Linked DNA regions of Mus musculus: regions 1 and 3 are each linked to region 2. A link is a loop called in an ENCODE intact Hi-C map of the cell type or tissue named here. Cell type or tissue: left cerebral cortex. All regions are shown on one strand.

Region 1 (8,000 bases), 620 kb after region 2:
CGCTACAAGTGCACCATAGCACCCCACACCCACCATGCGTACACACTCAAAATATAAACTAGCATAGAATAAAGAAAGAAATGTAAAAAAACAGTAATAACAAAGAGAAGCAATTAATGAGAATAATGTAAACATATATGCAGCATATTTCTATTGTTATTTAATTGTTGATAGTAATAATTTCTCTATAAACATAAAGGATATCTCAAACAAAACTTTTAATATTTATACCTTAAATCATGACTACAAATATATACCAGGTAGCACATTATAAATTATATTAATTTGTCCAATGTGCATATACATGTATCACATACATGCTCATAAATATACATGCACATAAATATATGAGTGTGTATATCTGTGAGAACACATATACATATTGATATCTATATGTTACTGAGACAGGCCTGTTTTCCCCATTACACTGTATGTTGTCTTTAAAACAATGAGTTTTGAAAAAGAAAATTTACTCATGAGGCAAACAAGCAGAAAGAGCAGAAAGAACACATCTCGAATCCACACCCTCTAGCATAGCTCATAGGAAAGACAAGCCAAACTGTACAAATTGTGGCAAAGAGAAGCCAGAATGAGTTTGAAGTCAGTCTGGGCTCCATAGCAACCTATTAAAAATAATACTAATAAGGCGGAGAGATGGCTCAGCAGTTAAGAGCACGGGCTACTCTTCCAGAAAACCTACGTTTAATTCCCAGCACCCACATGGCAGCTCATAACTGTCTGTACCTCCAGGTCCATGCGATCTGACACCCTCACATACACAGAGATACACGCAGCCAAAACCACCAGTGAATATAAAATAAACAAAGATTTTGTTCAAAAAGCCTTAAAAGCAATAATAAGGGAAGAGGAGAAACCGGCAGGGAGTAGGAGGGGAAAGGGAAAGGAAGAAAAAAAAAACGAACATAGAGGAGGGTGATTAGAAGCAGATGGCCATTCATTCTTTTAAAAAACAGACTACTTAATTTATAGTATGCTTATGCAACAGCACACATATGGAGTCAGAACAATTTGAGGGAGTCAATTCTCTTCTTCCACCATGTGGGTCCAGGATCATCAAGCCAGGTTGCAAGCTCCTTTCCCAGAGAGCAATTTCCCAGTCCAGTGAACTGTTTGATCCAGGCCATGATCCACCATCATAGTGGTTCACAGGAAGCGTGTTTCAGAAAATGCCCGGTTAGCATCGTCCAAGGGTCCATCTTTGGCCCTCTCTCTGGCATCTAAAAGTCACCCATTCACACAGGCCTAAGTGAACAGTGGACAATTCGAACAACAGCGTTTTTTTTTTTTTTTTCCCCTTGAAAAGCAGCCTGGTAGATCGTATGATATAAAGGGTACACCAGACAGTAAAAGCTAGCCAGAGACAATGATATTGTTCCGTTGCCTGACCTGCAAAGTTGAAGATTTTAAAAATCAATTAAAAGCAAATTCGGCTGAAAAATTTCTCTCCATTTCCTGTAAGGGGAGGGGTATCCTGGAAGTTCATTTCAAAGCCATTCAAATGGTCACCTGGGTAATTGCGTGTGTGTGTGTGTGTGTGTGTGTGTGTGTGTGTGTGTGTGTGTGAAAATCTGGTCACCCATGATAGGAAAATAATTTCACCGTTAACTTTTAATTTTCAAAATTTTGAAATTATGTAGCAACTCTTCAGTAAGTTGAGGCATGAACTCGAAGGTCACAGAGAGTTGCTTGCATCAATACTGCCTCTGGGACGCCAACTCTATCCTTGCCAGGTTCCCCCATCGAACCCCTCCCCCCAACCACCACCACCACCACCACCACCACCACCACCACGTGACCCTTCTCACTGCGTGGGAGGCCCCACCAGCCCCCACCCACTCCCGTGAATTGTTATTCCCCACCCCCACTGAGTGGGAGTTGCCCTAGTGCGCATGCGTGAACCTCTGACTGGGCATGCGCTCTCCCAGGAATTTGGAGCAGGAAATTTCTGGAAATTCAGTCTGCCGAGAACCTTCAGAGAGCCAGGTGAGTGTTGGAGTGTCTGAGAAAATTGAGATTCCATAATGGGAACTATGGACCTGCTGGGGCAGTAGGGGACACATGGGGTTGAGGGAGGCGACAAAAATAGGTGGCATGAGGTCCTGTAATGTATTATGCCGTGGGGGCTTTGGTGAGCTTGCTGTGGAAAAATGAGTGCATAGTGCATGAAGAGTTGGATAGGCTTGTGAGAAAGAACCTATGGTTGGAGGCTGACTTTGAAGAGTCGTGGCTAAATGGCCTTTTTGTCCCATCATTGTCTTGTGCACCCAGGGCTTTCCATTTCCCTCCCCCCAGGCTGCCTCTGGTCCACATCCTCCCGAAACCCAAGATCTTGGGCTGTATCTTGGATTACTCCCCAGAACAGCGTCAACCCAGCTCTTCCTCTATCTCAGCCCTACCCTGCCTCTCACTGTCCCTCCTCATGTATACCTCCTCCTTTAAGCAGTTAAAAATGTGTATTGCTCTTACATAGGACCTGAGTTCAATTCCCAGCATCCATACCAGGCAACATACAACCTTCTGTACTTCCAGTTCCTGGGAGAATGATGCCTCTGGCTTTGTGGGGCACCTGCATACCCACATACGTGCATAACTTTTTAAAAGGCAGTGTTCTTTTAAAATCAACACTACCAAAGAATCTAGACTTGATATGTTCAGTATAAATATACTGATTTTTTTCTTATCTTTTTTATTTTAGGGCAAGAATGAACTTTTTTCTTTAGATTTATTGATTTTGTGTATATGAGTGCCCGCTCTGCATGTACACATACATGCCAGAAGAGAGCATCAGATCACACTATAGAAAGCTATGAGCCACCATGTGGTTCCTGGGGATTGAACTCAGGACCTCTGAATGAGCAGACAGTGCTCTTAAGCACTAACCCTTCAGCCCCAAAAGTGAACTTTTAATGAATGGCTAAATGTCCAGTGCAAGAGGATCTAAAATATGGGGACTGCAAGTTCATCCTTTTCCAGTATCAGTCTCAGGAATTCAGGTTACTAGGTTAGAACTAGGGGGCTTTCAACACTAAGGAAACAAAGCCCCTAGTCCTTTGAATAAAAATAATTCCAACCACAAACAAAATATATTAAGTACACACTATGTATATACCAAGAGAACAATATATATTAGATTACATATATACCCAGAGGAGGGAAAATCTGGGATCATAGCTATTTCTAGCAGGAGGGCTGGGGCATGGACAGAAAAGAGCATGTGGCTAGATTCAGGCACGCCTCACCTTTGACACAGAAAAAAAAAACAAAAAAATTAAGCTGCTCATTGAGCCCACCTTCTCTCTCCATGATGGTGATAAGTTGACCATGCTCCGCTAAATAAATGGCCACACACCTGAGAGAATATGGGCAGTACACATTGGACTTGATTGATTTACAAAACAAAACACAGGTGGGTAAAGAAAGGGGTTGGGTCTGGGAGAATTTAGAGAAGAAGGATCAATATGATCCCAGGATATTATAGAAAGTTCTGAAAGAGCTATTAAAGAGTGATGGGAAAGAGGGCACTAATACAAACCATGTATTCCTGTAGGTGGTTTGTGTTATTAATTCATTTGACTCTGTTAAGTAGCAGCTTTGCAAGAGGCACTACTGCCTTTGTTTTTTTGACACAAGATTGAATAAATAGCCTGTGCTTATGATTCCAGAATTTTTTTTAATTAATTAATCTTACTTACACAATTCACATCCTAACTGCCCCAACCCCTGCCCTTCACCTCTGAGCCTGTGAGGTTCCCCCTGCCACCCCTCCCCCCACCAGGTATCCCCACTGCTAGCACTTCAAGTCTCTGCAAGGCTAGGCCCTTCCTCTCCCACTGAAGCCAGACAAGGCAGCCCAGCTAGAAGAACATATCCGACATACAGGCAACAGCTTTTGGGATAGCCCCGCTCTCGTTGTTCAGGACCCATATGAAGACCAAGCTGCACATCTGCTCCATATGTGCAGGGAGGCCTAGGTCCAGCCCATCTGTGTTCTTTGGTTGGTGGTTGATGATTCACCAATCAAAGCTCCGCAAGAGTCCAGGTTAGTTGACTAATTGGTCTTCCTGTAGAGGTCCTATCCCTTTAGGGACTGCAGCTTTCCTAGATTCCATTTTTTTTTTTTTAAAGAATTTTGTTATGTGGCTGAAGCTGGCCTTGAAATCACTGCAATCCTCCTGCTTCACATTGTGAGTCCTGGGTTTACAGGTGCCACCAAACAGCATTTCAACATTTTTTACCTGGCCATCAGGCTCTAGACCTGCAGAGGCTACACTTCTGGTTTGCATTATTCTCTCTTGTCCTCTTTTCAATTTTTTTATTTGTTCTCAGAGAATTTCATACAATGAGTTTTGCTCATACTATCCCGTGTCCCCAACTCTTCCCAAATTCACCCCCTTTCCCTTAGTCACAAGTCTCTCTTTTTAAAAGCTAGACCACCTGCCACGGGTTTTATTCTATACATGGTGTTACAGTGCCTCATGTGGACACTCAGGGTATTGTCCTAGAAGTTAAAAGTTTAGCTTAGCTATACACAGAGCTGAGCTGAAGTTAGAAGGGAATGGGGAAAAATTGCATAGAGTCTGAGAAAGAAACAGGAAATTACTGAAAAGATCACCTGGAAAAGACCTCCATAAAAGATGATTGTAAGTTCAGGCTTTTGGGGTAAGGTGATCCTGTCATCTTACAAATTAGTGATTGAAAATGTAGGAAGGGGTCCTTAAAGGCTGCCTTTCAAAAACAAAAAGCAAACAAAAACAAAGACCTACGGCAGTGTATGTCAGTAACATTTAATCCTCACAAGTATGTAGCTTGGTCTTCATGTGGTTCCTGTAAACTTCTGATTTGCTATTTAGAAGTTGAAGCTACCTGAATTTTAGTGTGTGTGTGTGTGTGTGTGTGTGTGTACACATCTGAATAAATATAGTGTATCACATGTATGCAGAGGTCAGAAAATATATTGGATCCCCTAGAAGTGGAATTATAGATGATTTCAAGCTGCCATGTGGGTGCTGGGAGCAGAACCCGGGTCCTCCTGTGAGAGCATTAAGCTCACTTAAAGGGCTGAGCCATCTCTCCAGGCCCCTCCCTGGTGAACTTGATTGACAGGTAAGAAAGCACTGATGCAGAGAACTCCTGCTTTACTTAGAAACCTGTGGGAAGCCCACGGAGAGGTTTAGAATGGGAAATGACTGGAGCTCGACTTTGCTGAGAACAGAAGTGGTCTCCATGATCGTTTGCTTTGCCAAGGGAAGCCCAGGGATACTGCTGGCTTCAAAGTAGGACAGGGTGATACGCGGGCGACAGGCTGTGGCCAGAGAGGACTCAGTGTGGTGGTTATATTTCTTCTCTAGGCTCAGGACCCTGCGCTTTCAGGATACAGGGAAACCTGTGGCCAGCAGAATCAGGATGCAAAGATGTTCTGCCATCTTCTGGACAGCAAGTGAGTTAAGCTGTCTTTTGTCATGGCTCTTGGATCTTTTCTGATTCCTAGATCTTCCCTGTTAATGCGCCCCACCCCCACTTGTCTAAGGCTGTCTTCACTTTTACGAGTTGCGCTCATACTGAATGCTTCCCTTCTTGTCTCCCTGCCCTGATTTGTTCAACATCCCATTTTAATCAGAACAAGATTTGAAAAGTCTGGAATTTTTCTATTTTTATTTTTTGTTTGGGAGTGCGCTGTCTTCAGGCACACCAAAAGAGTGCATCATATTCCATTGCAGATGGTTATGAGCCACCATGTGGTTGCTGGGAATTGAACTCAGGACCTCCGGAAAAGCAGTCAGTGCTCTTGACTTCTGAGTCATCTCTCCAGCCTTCCCACCCCTCTTTTTTACCCTCTTTTATGAGAGACTGAAGACATAAAGACCTGGTCAGCTGTGGGGATTGAGGGGGTGGGGTAGGGGTGGGGGGTAGGCCACACCCACCCCTAGGGTGTGAGTCTGGCAATTCAGTGGCTGCCTGAAGTGAGAGACATTGTTTCAACTTAAGCTCTTTCCCGGTTTTGGGGGTTTTGTTTTTTTAAATCGCTTAGGGGTATTCTCTGGTGTTTTAGGAGCTGGTGACCTTTAAGCGCTGGATTGGAGGAGGAGGAGTTAGCTTACTGCAGAACAACGTGTACTTTAAGAGAATTCACCAGAACCTGGTCTCCCTAGGTAAGTGTGTATTCTCCTTACAGCCCAGTTACTGACATAGGTCAGTTTTCAGTGTCTTTGTTAGGATGGTTCACCATCTCAGTGAGCCTCAGCTTGGGCCAGAGGCAGTAGTTCATGTTATTCATTTGTTTTGTACGTTTTACTTTTATTTTATGTGTATGAGTGTTTTGCCTGCAAGTCTGTGCACGGTGTTCATTTAGCGCTCCTGGAAGCCAGAGGAGGGCATTGGATTCCCTGAAACTGGAATCACAGATAGTTGTGAGCTGTCACGCAGGTGTTGGGAATTTACCCCAGATCCTCTGCAAGAGCCACAAGCATGCTTAACTGCTGAGGTATTTTTTCCAGCAACCTCATTTAATTTTTCCATTATATCTGTTTTTTTTTTAATTATAACATAATATCATATTTACTCTGCTTCTCCAACCCTTCCCATGTACCCCCACTGCTGTCTATCAAATTCATGGTCTCTAGTTCTCTAGTCGCTGTTACATGTGTAGCTTACTGCAGAACAACGTGTACTTTAAGAGAATTCACTGTATATATTCTTAATATACATACATATTCCTTATATATATGAATATAACCTATCCAGTCTATACACTGTTATATGTATAAGGTTTCAGGGCTGACCAATTGGTATAACCAGTCAGTATGCTCTTCCCTGGGGAAGACTATTTCTCTGTGTCTTGGCATTCCTTAGTTGCCTGTGGTTCTTTGTCTAAGGTTTGGGCCCCATGAGATTTCCCCCCACCCCAGGTTAGCGTGTGTACTGATGTCACCATTGTCCAGCTCTTTAAGAAGCCATTTATTTTTAAATTTATTTTTTCTCAGAAAATTTCATACATGAGTACAGCATATTTTGATCATCTCTGCCCCCATCTGTGCCTCTAATTCCTGCCAGACCTCCCAACCATGCCCCCTCCCAGATTCAAAAGGGGAATTACTCCTTTCCTAAAACAAAACAAAACCAGTGTCTTAACTTCAGATTAATTGTTTATGAGATGACTAACATGTATTGAACACTGGAGATACATATATATATATATATATATCAGGCACAGGTCTAAAACCTTTATACATTAGACTCCTCTAATATTTATACTAGTCCCATGAGAGCTGTGCTTCTTATTGCTGTTGTAATTGCTACCTTATTATAGATGGGAATCTGAGCTATGAGAAAGTTTGATTACCTCTTTAAAGATAGGATTTGACATAATAAATAACCTTACTTCTGTTGTATCTGTTGTTATATGGCTTCTATTTTTTTTTTTGTAAGTGGTATTGATTTCTTTTGATAGTGTTGATATAAAGCTTCCATGCAAAATACATGTATGTGAGATAGAAATAGATTATCTTAGTGAGGGTTACTATTGCTGTGATAAAACCCTAGGATGAATGCAACTTGGGAGCAACAAGTTTATTTGGCTCTTCCACATCATACTCCACCATTGAAGGAACTCAGGACAAGAACTTAAGCAGGACAGAAACCTGGGGGCAGGAGCTGATGCAGAGGCCATGGAGGAGTGATGTTTACTGGTTTTCGTTTCAGGACTTGCTCAGCCTGCTTTCCTGTAGAACCCAGGGCCACTAGCCCAGGAAGGCCACTAGCTCAGGAAGGGCACTAGCCCAGGAAGGCCATTAGCCCAGGAAGGGCACTACCTGCCATGGACTGGGCCCTCCCCCATCACTCACTAGTTAGAACATGCCCTGCAAGGTTTCCTACAGCCCAATCTTATGGAGACATTGTCTTCCTTGAGATTCCTTTCTCTTAGGTGACTTTAGCTTGGGTCAAGTTGACACAAAACTAGCCCGCACAGTAGTCTAGAGAAA
Region 2 (8,000 bases):
ACTTTTCACTGAGTCATCCTCCTCCTTTTCAATCTTACTGTCATTGGGTATCGTTGAATCACGTATGTGCACTTGACTGTATGTAATAGATCCTGACAGTGCACCTAAGAAACCTGGGACATGGCCAGTCCAGGACTGTCTCTACACTATTGCCAGGGTTCCAAATTCTTCTGGTATTTCATTTTCCCTCTTCTTATTCTCTGTCCTCTGGCTTACTGCCTCATAGTTGTAAAATTGTTGCCCAGATGCCAGGTGCGATGTCTACTTTCTGTGAGGGAAGGAGGGGGAGAGGCGAGTACGAAGATGAATGTGTATATCTTTCCCAGAGATGCGCAGCATACAACCATTGGCTGGAAATCTGTTATATGCCCCATTCGCCTAGATGTCTGTAAATACAGGAAGGAAAATTGTTTTAGCTATACATTATAACACATTACTTTCTGGATGGAATTTCGATTCTGTGGATAGGGAAGTGGGATTGGTATCTGTCATATTAAATTCCAACATCATGTCCCTGCCATTGTCTTTGGTGTCTTTTTTACTCTCTCATGCTTGATAACCCTTCCAAACACCCCTCCAAGCATTCTTATAACTGCTTGGTGTCTTATCCATTGTGTCACATTTGAGAGAAACCTCATTTGTAAGCTGAGTCCACTTCTCACGCCTAGTCAGAATCTTAATTTTAAATACAACCCTAACTACAGGAGGGGTCTGTGAATCTTCTCATTGTTACAAGAATTATATATTCCGGAAAGCAAACATTTTAAGTCAGACCATGCTGACAACTGTGGAAAATTATAGTTTCAAGTATTTGTTTCTGTAACTAATTTACTCCCTCTGAAATAGCACTAAATAGACACATCAGTGTGAAAATATCCAGGTAATAGAGGAGATTTTAAGCCTTGGTTCATTGTCTCATTCGCAGCATGGAACTATTAAGTAGTAGATCCTAATTTTAGGGTTGTTAGTAGGTTTTGGATGGAACATTTGTAAGTGAAGCTGGGTTCTCCTGAACTGTAAATTCTAAGTGTGAAAGATTACTTCATGTGGTCCCCTTCTTTGGTCCAGGTGGCTCCCCTCAGAGTTGCTCTGTAATGGAAGGAGAGTATTAGTCACAGCCTGGCCTTCTATAATCCACAAGACCTCAAATCCCGTGTGTGTGTGTGTGTGTGTGTGTGTGTGTGTGTGTGTGTGAAATAGCTTAAAAAACAATGCATGGCAGGAGAAGCATAGCCAAAGGACAGCAAAACCACATACTTCCCTTTTAATCTAGCAGAGTCCATGGAGGAAGAAAAGGGGATAAGTTTACTCTGGGCCAAAGTTACCAAGGGGGAAGTGAAAGCACTGTGTCTTTCTCCTACAGTGTACCTTGGAGGTGCTCAGAACTCAATGAAATTATTCAAAGTGTGACTGGACTGAAATGTGTCAGGCTTCTTTTCATTTGCAAGATGATCCTCTAATGTGGGGTTGAGGATCAAAGCTGTGCTTAGACTGGCAGGTTAAGAGCAAGAATGGGGAGTGTGCTGTGGAGACTGCCTTTTTCCCAGGGAGCTCCTCTCTCAAGGACTTATTTGCCATTGAATAAGCTCCCAAGGGAAACGCACTGCCCTGCTCTTTGACACTTTGATGAAAGCCCCTAGTTTTGAACTCTGAGGACATTCTCTGTATCCCATTCACTTGGTGGTCTGATACGAACTGGGAGATGAGGGTGAAATACACATCTTTACCCAGTAATGTTCCTCCCTCTTTCCAGGACCAAAGTCTTCGGATGGCTTCCTGACAGAAGCTAGCATTTCATTTCAAGAACACTGACAATATTTGTTTCCTTCAGGTTGTTTGAACATTGGACCAATATATGGAGAAAACACTAAGTTCACTTAATTCAGGTCTACACATTGTACAAGCTTTAGAATTTCACGTGATGTGGAAAGTGAAGCATTCAGAGAAAATTGCTTTATCATTGCTGCCCAACACAGACAGTTGGAATCCTGGTAAAGACTGAATTGGTTCCCATTAAATTCCTATGGTGAAGCCCCAACCCTAAAGTTATGGCGGTTGAGGGTAGGACATGCACCTTTATGGCATGAGCCATAAAGTTAAATGGAGTTATTTGGGTAGATCCTTATCTCAGCAGGACTAATGTCCTTAAAAAATTGGAAGAACCCAAAAAGTATCTATACAGAGAGGAGGCCATCTAAAGACACAGCAGGATCATAGTAGTGCCCATCTGTCTTTCATCCTAGGAGATAAACCTTACAGAAACTTGCCTTGCTGATTCCTTGCTCTTACACTTTAATTCAACCACCACATCTGTGGCATTTTGTTATAGCAGTACAGGCTGATTGATGCCGAGACAGAAACTCAGCTTGGCAGATTGGGCTGAGCACCATTTTTGTTCCATGAAACAGCTTCAGTTCAATTTTACTGAATTGTAAGTCATTGTAAACATAGATTTTGCTAAGTGTGCTGGTATATGTTTGGTAATCCTAACCCACAGGAACCTGAAACAGGAGGATTGCTCGCATGCACACACACACACACACACACACACACAGCCAAAATCAAGGAGTCCCAAGCAGCTTGAGTTATAGTCACAGTTGTTCCTGGCTTTATCCATATTCAAGCATCCACTCTCCAGTTGTTATTTAACATGCTTTCATAGGGCGTTCTGTCTGCTTTCCTCCCTCTTGTAGATGTTCCTGTGACACAAAGGGGAGGGAACAATATTTACTCACCCTCTTAATGTGACAGATGAGGAAACTAACTCCAGAAAGTTACCATATTTCCTAGACTGCTTAAAGCCCAGTGTGGTCAGAAATAGCCTAATATGTTCACTATATGGAGCCAACATGGCTACCCTTGAACACATGCAGCTTTCTTCATATTAACTACTGGGTAGTACAGCATGACCTGACTTCATTATGCTGCAGTTAAATGGCAACATGCTTTCTTCCTTTGTGTGCATTGTCACTTTACACAGGCTCCATAATTCTGAGGAGAGGCTGCTGTGGCTTCCTTTCCGAGCACTCTCTCCTGCCTCCTTTTTCAGTGTGATGGAGATGGAGTGAACAAATATTTTTCTGCTTACCTGGTGATGGATTTTTTTCAAAGAAAATTTCACATCCTGTCTGTAGAAAAATTCACTTTGCTAAGAGAACACGAAATGCTAGACTGTTATTAAATGTCTAATAAAAGAGTGAAAGGTTAAGTTGCTGTGAATGTTCATAGGGTACAGTATCAAAGGAGCCCTATTTACATCCTAGTCTCTGTAAACAATGCTCCCTTGGTTTGTAGAGTTCGGATAACCCTATAAGAACAACTCTGGGAACTGTGTCCCTGATGCAGTAGGTAAAGTGCTTGCTGTGCAATTGTGAGTTGGTATCTCCAACACTGTCATAAAAGCTGTGTGTGGTATTGCATATCTGCAACACCTGCACTAGGAGGTACATGGATCAGAAAATAAGAGTGTTGCTTGAAGCTCATTGGCTCTAGTCCAGTCTAGCTGAATCAATGAGTTCTAGGCTCAATGAAAGGGTGTGTAAAAATAAAAAAGGTAGTTAACAATGCACGCAGACTCATAAGTTGACCTCTGACCTTGACATATAAGTGCACAAACAAGTACATATACCACACATATACATTTACACACACACACACAGAGAGAGAGAGAGAGGGAGAGAGAGAGAGAGAGAGAGAGAGAGAGAGGACATACAGACACAGACCCTAAGATACTGACGCTCTGACACTCTGTATAAGTTGAAAATGATAGAAATTTGGAAGAGGGGATGGTATGTATATTTGGTCAGAAGTTTATGTTTTATTTTACATATCCAGTAACATAAAATTAAGAGTAGAGTGTTTTTGGTTTGTTGATGCAGTCTTACTTTGTATCTCAGACTTGCCTGGTGCTCCTTATGTAAGTCGGGCTAACCCAAACATATGATGCTCCTCTTGCATTTGCTTACTTTGTGCTAGTATTAATGGGAATATACTATAATGTCTTACTTCATTTCTTATACTAAGAAAATACCTTATATTTGGACTTTCTACAGTGTGGTCAAGTTGTGACAGTAGCTTTAACCACCCTTTATAAATTGATTACAATCTTAAAATTGAAACCACTTTAATGTATATATAGGTTGACATATTCTGGGTTCACACATATGCAAAGAGTGGTGAGCCATCAATGATAATAAAAGAAAAATGAATGTGCACGTAGATTCTTTTAAAAAGTATCAAAAACCAAAAACAAGTGTCATTTGAAAAAAGGAAAATCGAACGGTCACGATGACCGCATTCTTCTCTGTCACCACCAGGTGGCGACAGAGAGCACGCCGGAAAAAACTTCCTCCAAGGGGTCGGATGTGCCTGCTTCATCCCGGCCAGGGTGAGGGGAAGCCGGCCAGGCTGGTGGATCCGACCCCGCGAGGCGGTCGCGTTTTCCATCGGTCAATCCCCGGGAGGTTGTACTTTGTGAGATACAGGAAGTGCCTCCATTTTGGACAGGAAGTCGGGCCCAGGCGCTCATGGGAGCTGTAGTGCGTCTAGGGCCCAGCGCCGATCTCCGGGGCCACCCGGTGGCGAAAAACGCGCAAGTGCACCCCCGGTTCTCTGCCTCGTGGGGACGGATCTGGGACCCGAAGGCCAGCCGTGGTTCCAGACGAGCGGTGTGGCCGTGGCGGCGGCGTCCCCGGGCAGACGGGGGTTCAGGTCCGCGTCCGCTGCTCCAGGTTGTACCTGTAGGAGTGCAGGGACAGAGCCTCTCTCTGTCTCTCTGTCTCTGTGTCTAAGTCTCTCTCTCTGTCCCTCTGTCTGACTCTAAGTCTCTCTCTCCTCCTCCTCCTCCTCCCTTCCACCCGGGGCTGCCTGGCGTCGGCGTCCGCCATCGAGGGACCCATCCCGGCTTCCACGAGTCCCGCAGCCCCCGGTTCTCCCTTCTCCTTCCTTCTCCTTCCTTCTCCTTCCTTCTCCCTCCTTCTCCCTCGTTCCTTCTCCCCGGGGACCAAGCCCGAGTCCGCTTCCGACCGCGAGGCCCCGTCCCGGCTTCCCTGTGTGCCTCGTCGCCCCTGGGTCTGTCTGTCTGTCTCTCTCCAAGCTTCCCTGTTTGCTTCCATCCCGGCCTGCCTGGCCTCTGCCATGGCCCGCGCAGCTCGGGTCTCTGCGTCAGTCTGTCCCCCTATCCTGGTTCTCCCCCTGCCTCCCTCCCTTCTCCTTCCTTCTTCTACCTTATATCTTGGGAATCCTAGGTTTTGGGCTAATATCCACTTATCAGTGAGTACATATTGTGTGAGTTCTTTTGTGATTGGGTTACCTCACTCAGGATGATGCCCTCCAGGTCCATCCATTTGCCTAGGAATTTCATAAATTCATTCTTTTTAATAGCTGAGTAGTACTCCATTGTGTAAATGTACCACATTTTCTGTATCCATTCCTCTGTTGAGGGGCATCTGGGTTCTTTCCAGTTTCTGGCTATTATAAATAAGGCTGCTATGAACATAGTGGAGCATGTGTCCTTCTTACCAGTTGGAACATCTTCTGGATATATGCCCAGGAGAGGTATTGCTGGATCCTCCGGTAGTACTATGTCCAATTTCCTGAGGAACCGCCAGACTGATTTCCAGAGTGGTTGTACAAGCCTGCACTCCCACCAACAATGGAGGAGTGTTCCTCTTTCTGCACATCCTCGCCAGCATCTGCTGTCACCTGAATTTTTGATCTTAGCCATTCTGACTGGTGTGAGGTGGAATCTCAGGGTTGTTTTGATTTGCATTTCCCTGATGATTAAGGATGTTGAACATTTTTTCAGGTGCTTCTCTGCCATTCGGTATTCCTCAGGTGAGAATTCTTTGTTCAGTTCTGAGCCCCATTTTTTAATGGGGTTGTTCGATTTTCTGAAGTCCACCTTCTTGAGTTCTTTATATATGTTGGATATTAGTCCCCTATCTGATTTAGGATAGGTAAAGATCCTTTCCCAATCTGTTTGTGGTCTCTTTGTCTTATTGACTGTGTCTTTTGCCTTGCAGAAACTTTGCAGTTTCATGAGGTCCCATTTGTCAATTCTCAATCTTACAGTACAAGCCATTGCTGTTCTGTTCAGGAATTTTTCCCCTGTGCCCATATCTTCAAGGCTTTTTCCCACTTTCTCCTCTATAAGTTTCAGTGTCTCTGGTTTTATGTGGAGTTCCTTGATCCACTTAGATTTGACCTTAGTACAAGGAGATAAGTATGGATCGATTCGCATTCTTCTACACGATAACAACCAGTTGTGCCAGCACCAATTGTTGAAAATGCTGTCTTTCTTCCACTGGATGGTTTTAACTCCCTTGTCGAAGATCAAGTGACCATAGGTGTGTGGGTTCATTTCTGGGTCTTCAATTCTATTCCATTGGTCTACTTGTCTGTCTCTATACCAGTACCATGCAGTTTTTATCACAATTGCTCTGTAGTAAAGCTTTAGGTCAGGCATGGTGATTCCACCAGAAGTTCTTTTATCCTTGAGAAGAGTTTTTGCTATCCTAGGTTTTTTGTTATTCCAGATGAATTTGCAAATTGCTCCTTCTAATTCGTTGAAGAATTGAGTTGGAATTTTGATGGGGATTGCATTGAATCTGTAGATTGCTTTTGGCAAAATAGCCATTTTTACAATGTTGATCCTGCCAATCCATGAGAATGGGAGATCTTTCCATCTTCTGAGATCTTCTTTAATTTCTTTCTTCAGAGATTTGAAGTTTTTATCATACAGATCTTTCACTTCCTTAGTTAGAGTCACGCCAAAGTATTTTATATCATTTGTGACTATTGAGAAGGGTGTTGTTTCCCTAATTTCTTTCTCAGCCTGTTTATTCTTTGTATAGAGAAAGGCCATTGACTTGTTTGAGTTTATTTTATATCCAGCTACTTCACCGAAGCTGTTTATCAGGTTTAGGAGTTCTCTGGTAGAATTTTTAGGGTCACTTATATATACTATCATATCATCTGCAAAAAGTGATATTTTGACTTCCTCTTTTCCAATTTGTATCCCCTTGATCTCCTTTTGTTGTCGAATTGCTCTGGCTAATACTTCAAGTACTATGTTGAAAAGGTAGGGAGAAAGTGGGCAGCCTTGTCTAGTCCCTGATTTTAGTGGGATTGCTTCCAGCTTCTCACCATTTACTTTGATGTTGGCTACTGGTTTGCTGTAGATTGCTTTTATCATGTTTAGTTATGGGCCTTGAATTCCTGATCTTTCCAACACTTTTATCATGAATGGGTGTTGGATCTTGTCAAATGCTTTTTCTGCATCTAACGAGATGATCATGTGGTTTTTGTCTTTGAGTTTGTTTATATAGTGGATTACATTGATGGATTTTCGTATATTAAACCATCCCTGCATCCCTGGAATAAAACCTACTTGGTCAGGATGGATGATTGCTTTAATGTGTTCTTGGATTGAGGATTTTTGCATCGATATTCATAAGAGAAATTGGTCTGAAGTTCTCTATCTTTGTTGGGTCTCTCTGTGGTTTAGGTATCAGAGTAATAGTGGCTTCATAAAATGAGTTGGGTAGAGTACCTTCTACTTCTATCTTGTGAAATAGTTTGTACAGAACTGGAATTAGATCTTCTTTGAAGGTCTGATAGAACTCTGCACTAAACCCGTCTGGTCCTGGGCTTTTTTTGGCTGGGAGACTGTTAATAACTGCTTCTATTTCTTTAGGTTGTATGGGACTGTTTAGATGGTCAACTTGATCCTGATTCAACTTTGGTACCTGGTATCTGTCCAGAAATTTGTCCATTTCGTCCAGGTTTTCCAGTTTTGTTGAGTATAACCTTTTGTAGAAGGATCTGATGGTGTTTTGGATTTCTTCAGGATCTGTTGTTATGTCCCCCTTTTCATTTCTGATTTTGTTAATTAGGATTTTGTCCCTGTGCCCTTTAGTGAGTCTAGCTAAGGGTTTATCTATCTTCTTGATTTTCTCAAAGAACCAACTCCTCGTTTGGTTAATTCTTTGAATAGTTCT
Region 3 (8,000 bases), 690 kb after region 2:
AACTTCTTTTGGGGGTGAAATAGTACATAGTTCTTTATATTGGGGGCAGTGATTGGGGCAGCTCTTTGATTTGGACAACGGGTAGGTAAATTGGTTCTTTCTCACAATAGTTGGGTACATGCTGTGAGATCTGTAGTAGGGTGATTTTTAGGACGTTGATCTGTGGGACAATGGACCTTGCCAGGAAGCTTGGTTAGGTAGAGCGGGTCTGAATCCCTGGAAACCCGGGTACACACTTAAGATGGCAGGAGGCTTCCTGCTCCCTGCCAGATTCCCAGCCTGGAACATGTGCCACACTTCCCACATAAGGAAATGTGTCCTATGGTCATGTAGGCCCAGAACAGAGTTCTCCATGCTAACGAGGTACCTAGAGACCCTGAGGGCTTAGCCAATAAGCTCCCCTTCCCAAAAATTCCTCCATGCAAAAGGTATTTAATCCTCTGGTCCACTCTGAAAAGTTGGTACACATCCATTTTCCACAGTGAACAACCAGTAAACAGTTTGGAACCAAGGACCGTCTCTTTTATTGAGAACTGTCATGGGGAACATGGAGAAGGCCTTTACCTACAGAGCCGCAGCTTAACTCTCCCACAGAAGGCCTCTCTGCGGTTCCAGACACCTGCCCCTACCTTAGCAAATGAGCTAAGCCAGAGCTCCAGTTTCCTTGGTCTCAGGCTTGTCGCCATCCTCAGCCTGCGGGCCACCAATGGTCCCAGCCTTATCGTGGCCTGTGGACCCCTGATCCTTCATTCCAGGGTCCTCTGTGTGCCACACTAGCAGTGACTAATGTCTGGGGGATCTGGGAACCCCAACTTCTGCTTCCCCATCTTAGTGTTCTATCACTCCCTGAGCAGTGTTTGAGTGCTTACCAAGCCCAGCACCTGGCAGCAGTGCAGGTAGATACAGACAGGAACACCCTTGTTTCTCCTTCCCAGCAGCAAAGTCCAGCGGCCAGTGGGAACAGACTCACATTGATCTTTAGGCTATATGTTGCCTATTGCAGCTAAAACATGCAGAAAATTGGTTTTTTTTCCTAGGGTGTTTGGCTTTGGGTGAGGAAAGCTATTTCTGTCCATGGGTCAGAACTATAAATATTACCAGCACTCATACATCGTGATATCTGAAGTCTCCCAAAACAGAGACTTGGTGTTTGGTGAGTTTTATTCCATGAGATTTTAAAGGGGCACTCATCTCCCTAACCTGGTGGTCGTGGTGGCCACAGTAAGGTTCCCACTGGACAAGGCAACTTAACACACACACACACACACACACACACACACCCCAACTCTTTCAGTGTCGCATCCACCCCGACCAGCAGGAAAGACACAACACCACGTTGTCCTTCTTCAAGCAGGTTTATTCAGGAACACTTAGCATTGCAATGCAGAAACGGGAATCCCTCGAGCAACCCCGGGGCGCACCTTAAATACCCTACTGACTCCTCCCAATCACCCCAGTCACATAATGGCACTCCATAGGTTCACAGCAAGTGATGACACCTCAGGCGAGCTGCGTAGTGCAGGCGGCTGGGCTGTGGCTAAGTCTGAGGTAATGAGGAAGTCAGGCACAGGTCAGAAGACCTGGCAGCTGTCCCGGGTGCCATCTTGGGGCGGTGGCTGCACCCGCTCCTCACATTTCAGGCCTTGAATTTTAAAATTGCTTTTCAGAAATACCTCTTCTTGGTGTACAGGAAACGAATGCTCCTGTTGTTTTGGGTCTTAAGCAAAGCCCAGCAGAAAAGTTTGTTTTCTGACATTAAGGAATTGTGTACTACATCTTTGGATGACCCAAACTCACGAGCAATACGACTGTTTCTTCCACATCTTCTATATTTCACAGGAAACTTTCTTCTAGAATTATTCCTGTTATAGAAGAATTTATCTTTAGGAACTATTTGGTTACAGTTCTTTAGGGAATAACTTGATCTTTCACAGACACAGCAATGGACATTGTGAACATTTATTTCTGTGTCTGCAGTTGTTTTAATCCATCATAAAGAGGTACAAATCTTGTTCTTAATGGTCTAATTAATTTTTTGCATTTACTGTTAGCATTTTCAAAAGCTAAAGATTCAATTAAAAATTCTCTAATAGTTGGAGCTGTGGTCAGTCTTTGTAAAAGGTTCGTTTGAACCCTGGGTTATCTTTGTAAATGATTCAGTTCCTCTCTGTTGTTCAGCCTTGTCCTATGTATTTGAGGCCATAGCTCATTATTGCTTGCTTGCTTGTCTGTCTGTCCGTCCTCCCTCCCTCCCTCCCCCTCCCTCCCCCCCTCTCTCTCCTGTGCCCAATGATCCCATTCAAGCTTGTTTTTTTTCCTTTTTTAAAATTTATTTTTTTATACTCCATATTTTATTCCCACCCCCACCCCCGTCCACCCTACTGTTCCACATCCCACACCTCCTCTCCACCCCTTCTCCATGTGGATGTCCCCATCCCCACCCCTCCTGACCTCTAAACTCCCTGGGGCTTCCAGTCTCTTGAGGGTTAGGTGCATCATCTCTGAATGAACCCAGACTCGGAAGTCCTCTACTGTATGTGTGTGGTGAACTCTTATCAGCTGCTGTAAGCTGCCTGTTTCGTGGTCCAGTGTATGAGAGATCTCGGGGGTCCAGATTAATTGAGACTGCTGGTCCTTCTATAGGATCACCCTTCTCCTCAGCTTCTTTCAGCCTTCTGTAATTCAACAACAGGGGTCAGCTGCTTCTGTCCATTGGTTGGGTGTAAATATCTGCATCTGACTCTTTCAGCTGCTTGTTGGGTCTTAAACCTTTTAAAATCCTGAGCCTCTATAGGTTGCCATTCAAATGTGTGGTAACCATATGGATTTCCTTCATTTCCTTCCAAGTTCCTTCTCAAGGCTGGGAAATCATTTTAGGGTTTTGTTCTGGCCTTACTTTCTCACTCTGTCTTATAACTACTTCAAGTTTACTCATATTTTTTTTGTAAATTTTCTTCCAAGACTTGTCTCCAGTTTTTATTATTTTTATTTTCTTGTATCTTTATTATCTTAATCTCCCCCTAAATTTTGCTTATACATGTCTCTAAAATTCCCTGTAATGTTTGTTTCCCTATCTTTACTATTTTAGTATCCTCCTCAGTTTTGTTTACAAATGTCTCTAATTTTCCTTTAATGTTCTAACATTGCCTTCACTCTCTCTTATAAAAATTTTTAATCCTTTTTCTAAGACTTTGGTTTTTGATAAGATGTAGCAAACTGAAACATTAGTAGGATAAGAGTGAAACTTAACAATGTAATAATTATATTTAGCAAGGTGTTGATTTCCTGTAAAAATGTATTTATTAAATCTGTTTTTCCTTTCTCAGCCCCTGCTCCTGGCATGACAACTCTGAGACTGTTTATAATTAAAAATACCTAGGCCATAGGCTTTGGCTCATTTCCTGACTAGCTCGTAAGTTATTTAACCTACTCAAACTATTCTGTGTCTGTCACTTGATTAGTTATCTCTCCTTCAGTCCTGGCCTGCATCCTTGCGTTTTCCTCGGTGGCTCCCTGAGTTCAGCTACCTGCTATGTCCGTCTCCCTATCCGTTTCCTGGAATCTCCTCCCACGTGGCTCCCTGCATCCTCTTTTATTCTCTCCCTATTTCCTAGAATCCTCTCTCTTTCTGACAGTGTCCCACCTCACATTTCCTGCCTCAGCTCATTGGCCATCAGCTTTTTTATTGACAGGTGATATTCATAACAGATTCTCTTTACGATTTTCTCTAGACTTTTCCATCCATTCTGAGCCGTTTTAAATGAGCACTACATAAGCACCCAAAAAGTCTTTATTATGTTTGTCATCTTTATGCTCATCTCCATTGCTCTCTGAAATTATCTACTTCAACCCCCTATTACCTGATCCCAAGTTTCCTGTGTCTTTGTCTCCCTCTTGTGTTCGATTTAGGATACTGTAGTGGTATCTGATTCTCTTAGAGGTTGATTGCAGAAAAAACTCAGCTTCTGAGCCTCTGCTGTTTTCCATTTCCTATGTGTGACCTGTTATGGCTTTTCCTCAATTGGAAAATTGGCCCAAACCCTATCCCATGCCCGTGTGTGGCTGACTCAAGGCATGGATGCTGACTGCAGCCCACTGCATGTGCACTTGATTTCAGGATTCAGTTGACACCGTGCAGGTGGCTGGGAGAATGGGGTTTGGCTGTCCACTTAGATGTGGGGACACAGATAAGTGAGCATGAGGGGGCGAGAGCACAGGAATTCAAGCATGGGCAGAGATGCCCCCTGTGCCTGTGAGAAATGCGTTGCGAAGTCAGCTCCTCCCCTGTTTCAGCTGCTCATCCTCAGCTGCAGAGGCTGCATTTCTGGCAATAATGGCCCCCAAACCAATTAGTCTCAGTCCTGTGCCCAAGCAGCCCCCAACTTTCTTGGGTTACAGCTTGGGCCTCTACTCAGCTCAATTTACTTAGGGTGTGCAGCTACACCCCCTTTTTAAAAATCATTTTATTCATTTACCTTTCAGATGATATCCCCCTTCCCAGTTACCCCTCCACAAACCCCCATCCTATCCCTCCTCTCCTCCCTCCCCTTGCCTCTATGAGGGTGCTCCTCTAGCCATTCACCTGCCTCACTGCTTTAGCTGTCCCCTGTGCTGGGGCACCGAACCTCCACAGGACCAAGGACCACCCCTCCCACTGATGTCAAATAAGACCCTCCTCTGTTATATATGTATCTGGAGCTATGGATTTCTCCATGTGTACTCTTTGGTTGGTGGTTTAGTTCTGGGTGGCCCAGTTAGTTAATATTTTTCTTCCTATGGGGTTGCAGTTCCCTTCAGCTTCTTCATTCCTTCCCCTAGTACTTCCATTGTGGTCTCCAGGCTCAGTCCAATGGTTGTCTGAGTATCTGCATCTGTATTGGTCAGGTGCTGGAAGAACCTCACAGAGAACAGCCATACCAAGCTGCTGAAAGCAAGCTCTTTGTGGCATCAGCAATAGTTTAGGGGGTTGGTGTCTGAAGATGGGATAGATAGATCCCTAGGTGGGGTGGTCTCTCCTTCAGTCTGTGCTCCACTTTTTTTTTTGTCCCTGTCTTTCCATTGTATTGTCAGCTCTTTGCCGGCAGGTAGCTTCGAGGAGAGAAGCCCAGACCTGTCAGGTCTCTCCAGGGCTGAGCAGGATGGTGAGAGTTGGACACCGGAGAAGAACCACATGTGGCAGCAATTTGTTTATATAAACAGGGCAAAGAGGTGGGGATAGAAATATGGGGTGAGATGACGAGGTGTGTGGGGTGATCTCACAGGGCTTATCAGGAATTTATACATCCGTGGTAGCTAGTCAGAAGCAGTCTCATTCAGGTCTATAGGTCATTCTGGAGTAGAAGCGAATGACAGGTCTCGAAAATCAAGCCAGGCTCAGGTTTGTCCTCAAGGCCAAATAGGGCCCATCATTGAATAGGAACATTTCTGGGTTAAAACTTTTGAGATGGAGGGTGCCCCCATCCCTCAACTGGGGCTGTGCCTATCTACTGCAGGTGGTCTATGTAGGTTGTATCTCCCCTTTGTTGGGTATTTTGGCTAAAGTCATCACTGTTGGGTCCTGGGAGCCTCTCACTTCCTGGAGTCTGGGACTTTTCTAGTGGCTACCCCCAGTTCACATCCCCCACTGCTACATGTTTCTATTCAATTTCCTAACCCTCTCTACTTCTCTCCTGTCCCTTCCAATACCTGCCCCTGATTTTTTCACTCCCCCTCCTCCCTGCCTCCCACATCCCTCCCTCCTTCTACCTCCTGTGATTGTTTTCTTCCAGGTTCTATGTAGGATTTTAGCAACTACACTTTAGTCTTCCTTCTTACGCTCCATATGGTTTATATGTTGTATTGTGGGTGGTCTGATATTTTTAACTAAAATCCACTTATTAGTGAGTACATACCATGTGTGCGCTCTTGTGTCTGGGTTTCCTCAATCAGGATAATTTATAGTTTCATCCATTTGCCTGCAAATTTCACGAAGTCATTGTTTTTAATAGCTGAGTAGTACTCCATTGTGTAAATGTATCCATTCCTCTGTTGAGGGGCATCTGGGTTCTTTCCAGCTTCTGGCTATAATAATAAGGCTGCTATAAACGTACTGGAGCATGTGTGCTTGTTATATGTTGGAGCGTCTTTTGAGTATATGCCCAGTAGTAGTACAGATGGGTCTTCAGATGGAACAATTTTCTCAGGAACTGTCAGATTGGTTTCCTGAGTGGTTCCTTATTACAAGTTGGATCATCTTCTGGGTTTATGCCAAGGAGTGGTATTGCTGGATCTTCTGATAGTGCTATATCCAATTTTCTGAGGAACCGCCAAACTGATTTCCAGAGTGGTTGTACCAGCTTGCAATCCTACCAGCAGTGGAGGAGTGTTCCTCTTTCTCCACATCCTTGACAGCATCTGCTGTTACCTGAGGATAACTCCTATTTCTTATCATTTGTTATAGCTGAATAAATAGTGAAGTCAATTCAGAATCATCTTGAATAAGTTCAGCAGTCTCTATGTATAAAACAACCCTTCCTGCATATTGAGAGTCAGTTACTATATTAAGAGACTCTTGAAAAATCTGACTACACCATGAGTATTTCATATAATGCAGATTATTGAACTGATTTATAAGGATTATCAGCCACCATACGTACATCTTCCGATTTATATCATGCCCTACCTGATGTATTGGCTTTAGTATAAAATGTAGGGGCTTCAGATATTGGAGTTCCCTTTATTATATGAGAGAGAATCCAATTAGTTCTTTTTATGAACTGGAGTCCCTTGCTTTTAGAGTATCTGTTGTTAGTCTCTCCCAAGAAATCACTGCATGCTCTTTGTCAGTGTTCATCACAGGCCCGTAAGAGGCCATCTCTGCATTAGTAAAAGGCACCACAATTTCAGCTGGATCCATCCTGACTACTAATTATCAAAGTCTCATTTTTCCTTTTAGTATCAATTCAGAGACCTTCTCAATGTAGGTTTTTAGTTTCTTACTCTGTTTATGTGCTAAAAAATACCCATTCTAAGACACAATCTTTCCTCTGCATGAGAATTCCTGAAGGGGAATGAGTAGAAGGTAAGATGACTAAGATATAGGCCATCTTTGGATCAATACAATCTAGATGTGTATCCTGCAATTTCCTTTCTACCAAATCTAACTCCTTCTCAGCCTTGGCTGATAATTTCCTGGGGATATTTAAATCTTTGTCATGTTGTAAGGTTTGAAATAAATTGCTTAGCTTTTGAGTGGCCAAGCCAATCACACGTCACAGCCAGTTAATATCTTCCAGTATCTTCTGAAAATCATTAAGGATCCTTAATTGGTTTCTTCTGATGTCCACTTTTTGTGGCCTAACCTTTTGCAGACCTATTCTATCCCCTAGATAATTAACAGATTCCCCTCTTTGTATTGTTTCAGGAGTGATTTGCAATCCCCAGCAAGGCAGAAAATTTTCTACTTTATCAAACATTCTTTCCAGGATATTTATATTTGGATCTGCCAATAGTATGTCATCCATAAAATGATAAATAATGGGTTAGGGAAATTGTTTGCAAATCATCTCCACTGGGTGTTGTACAAAATATTGACACAAGGTAGGACGATTTAACATTGTTTGTGGCAGGACTTTCCAATGATATCTTTTTACTGGGGACCTCTATTGAAGGTAGGTACTGAGAAAGCAAACCTTTCCTTATCGTGTTCATGTAGAGGAATTGTGAAAAAGCAGTCTTTTAGATCAATCACTATGATAGGCCATTCCTTAGGCAACAGGGAAGGAATTGAGATTCCAGGCTGCAAGGAACCCATTGGCTGAATAATCTTATTAATTGATCTGAGATCTGTCAGCATACTTTATTTGCCAGATTTTTTTTCTAATGACAAATACTGGAGAATTCCTAGAGCTGGTGGACTCCTCTATATGCTGAGCCTACAGCTGCTCCTGGACTATCTGTTCTAATGCTTGTAGTTTTTCTTTTGTCTTAGACCACTGACCAATCCAAATGGGTTGGTCAGT

What was found. A loop is a pair of places that touch in the nucleus more often than their neighbours do. Peaks named below come from ENCODE experiments on the same cell type or tissue, not always from the same donor. Only the 100,000 strongest peaks of a DNase experiment are listed, where the experiment ranks them.
Region 1: a loop joins it to region 2, with 5 times the contacts of the local background. A loop is called at or near these places in 3 of 42 quality-filtered maps.
Region 3: it touches region 2 in a loop (17-fold over the local background); 4 of 42 quality-filtered maps call a loop at or near these places.

The regions. Positions count from the first base shown.
Region 1 is chr7:6,656,317-6,664,316 of GRCm38, reverse strand. Zim2 (zinc finger, imprinted 2) reads left to right here and starts at 1,949. Exons shown (of 5, transcript NR_131759.1): 1 at 1,949-2,004; 2 at 5,370-5,458; 3 at 6,071-6,170. In left cerebral cortex, a CTCF peak has its summit at 4,495; a DNase peak (open chromatin) is centred at 4,500.
Region 2 is chr7:7,274,827-7,282,826 of GRCm38, reverse strand. It overlaps Clcn4 (chloride channel, voltage-sensitive 4), which reads left to right. Exons shown (of 12, transcript NM_001357102.1): 12 at 1-518. It also overlaps a transcript of Vmn2r29 not described here. Among named protein-coding and RNA genes, the nearest start is that of Gm45631, 16 kb to the left of the region's middle. In left cerebral cortex, a CTCF peak has its summit at 4,343 (motif pointing right); a DNase peak (open chromatin) is centred at 4,513; H3K4me3 peaks cover 941 bases; H3K27ac peaks cover 643 bases.
Region 3 is chr7:6,582,451-6,590,450 of GRCm38, reverse strand. No RefSeq gene overlaps it. Among named protein-coding and RNA genes, the nearest start is that of Olfr1350, 16 kb to the right of the region's middle. In left cerebral cortex, a CTCF peak has its summit at 3,892 (motif pointing left); a DNase peak (open chromatin) is centred at 3,903.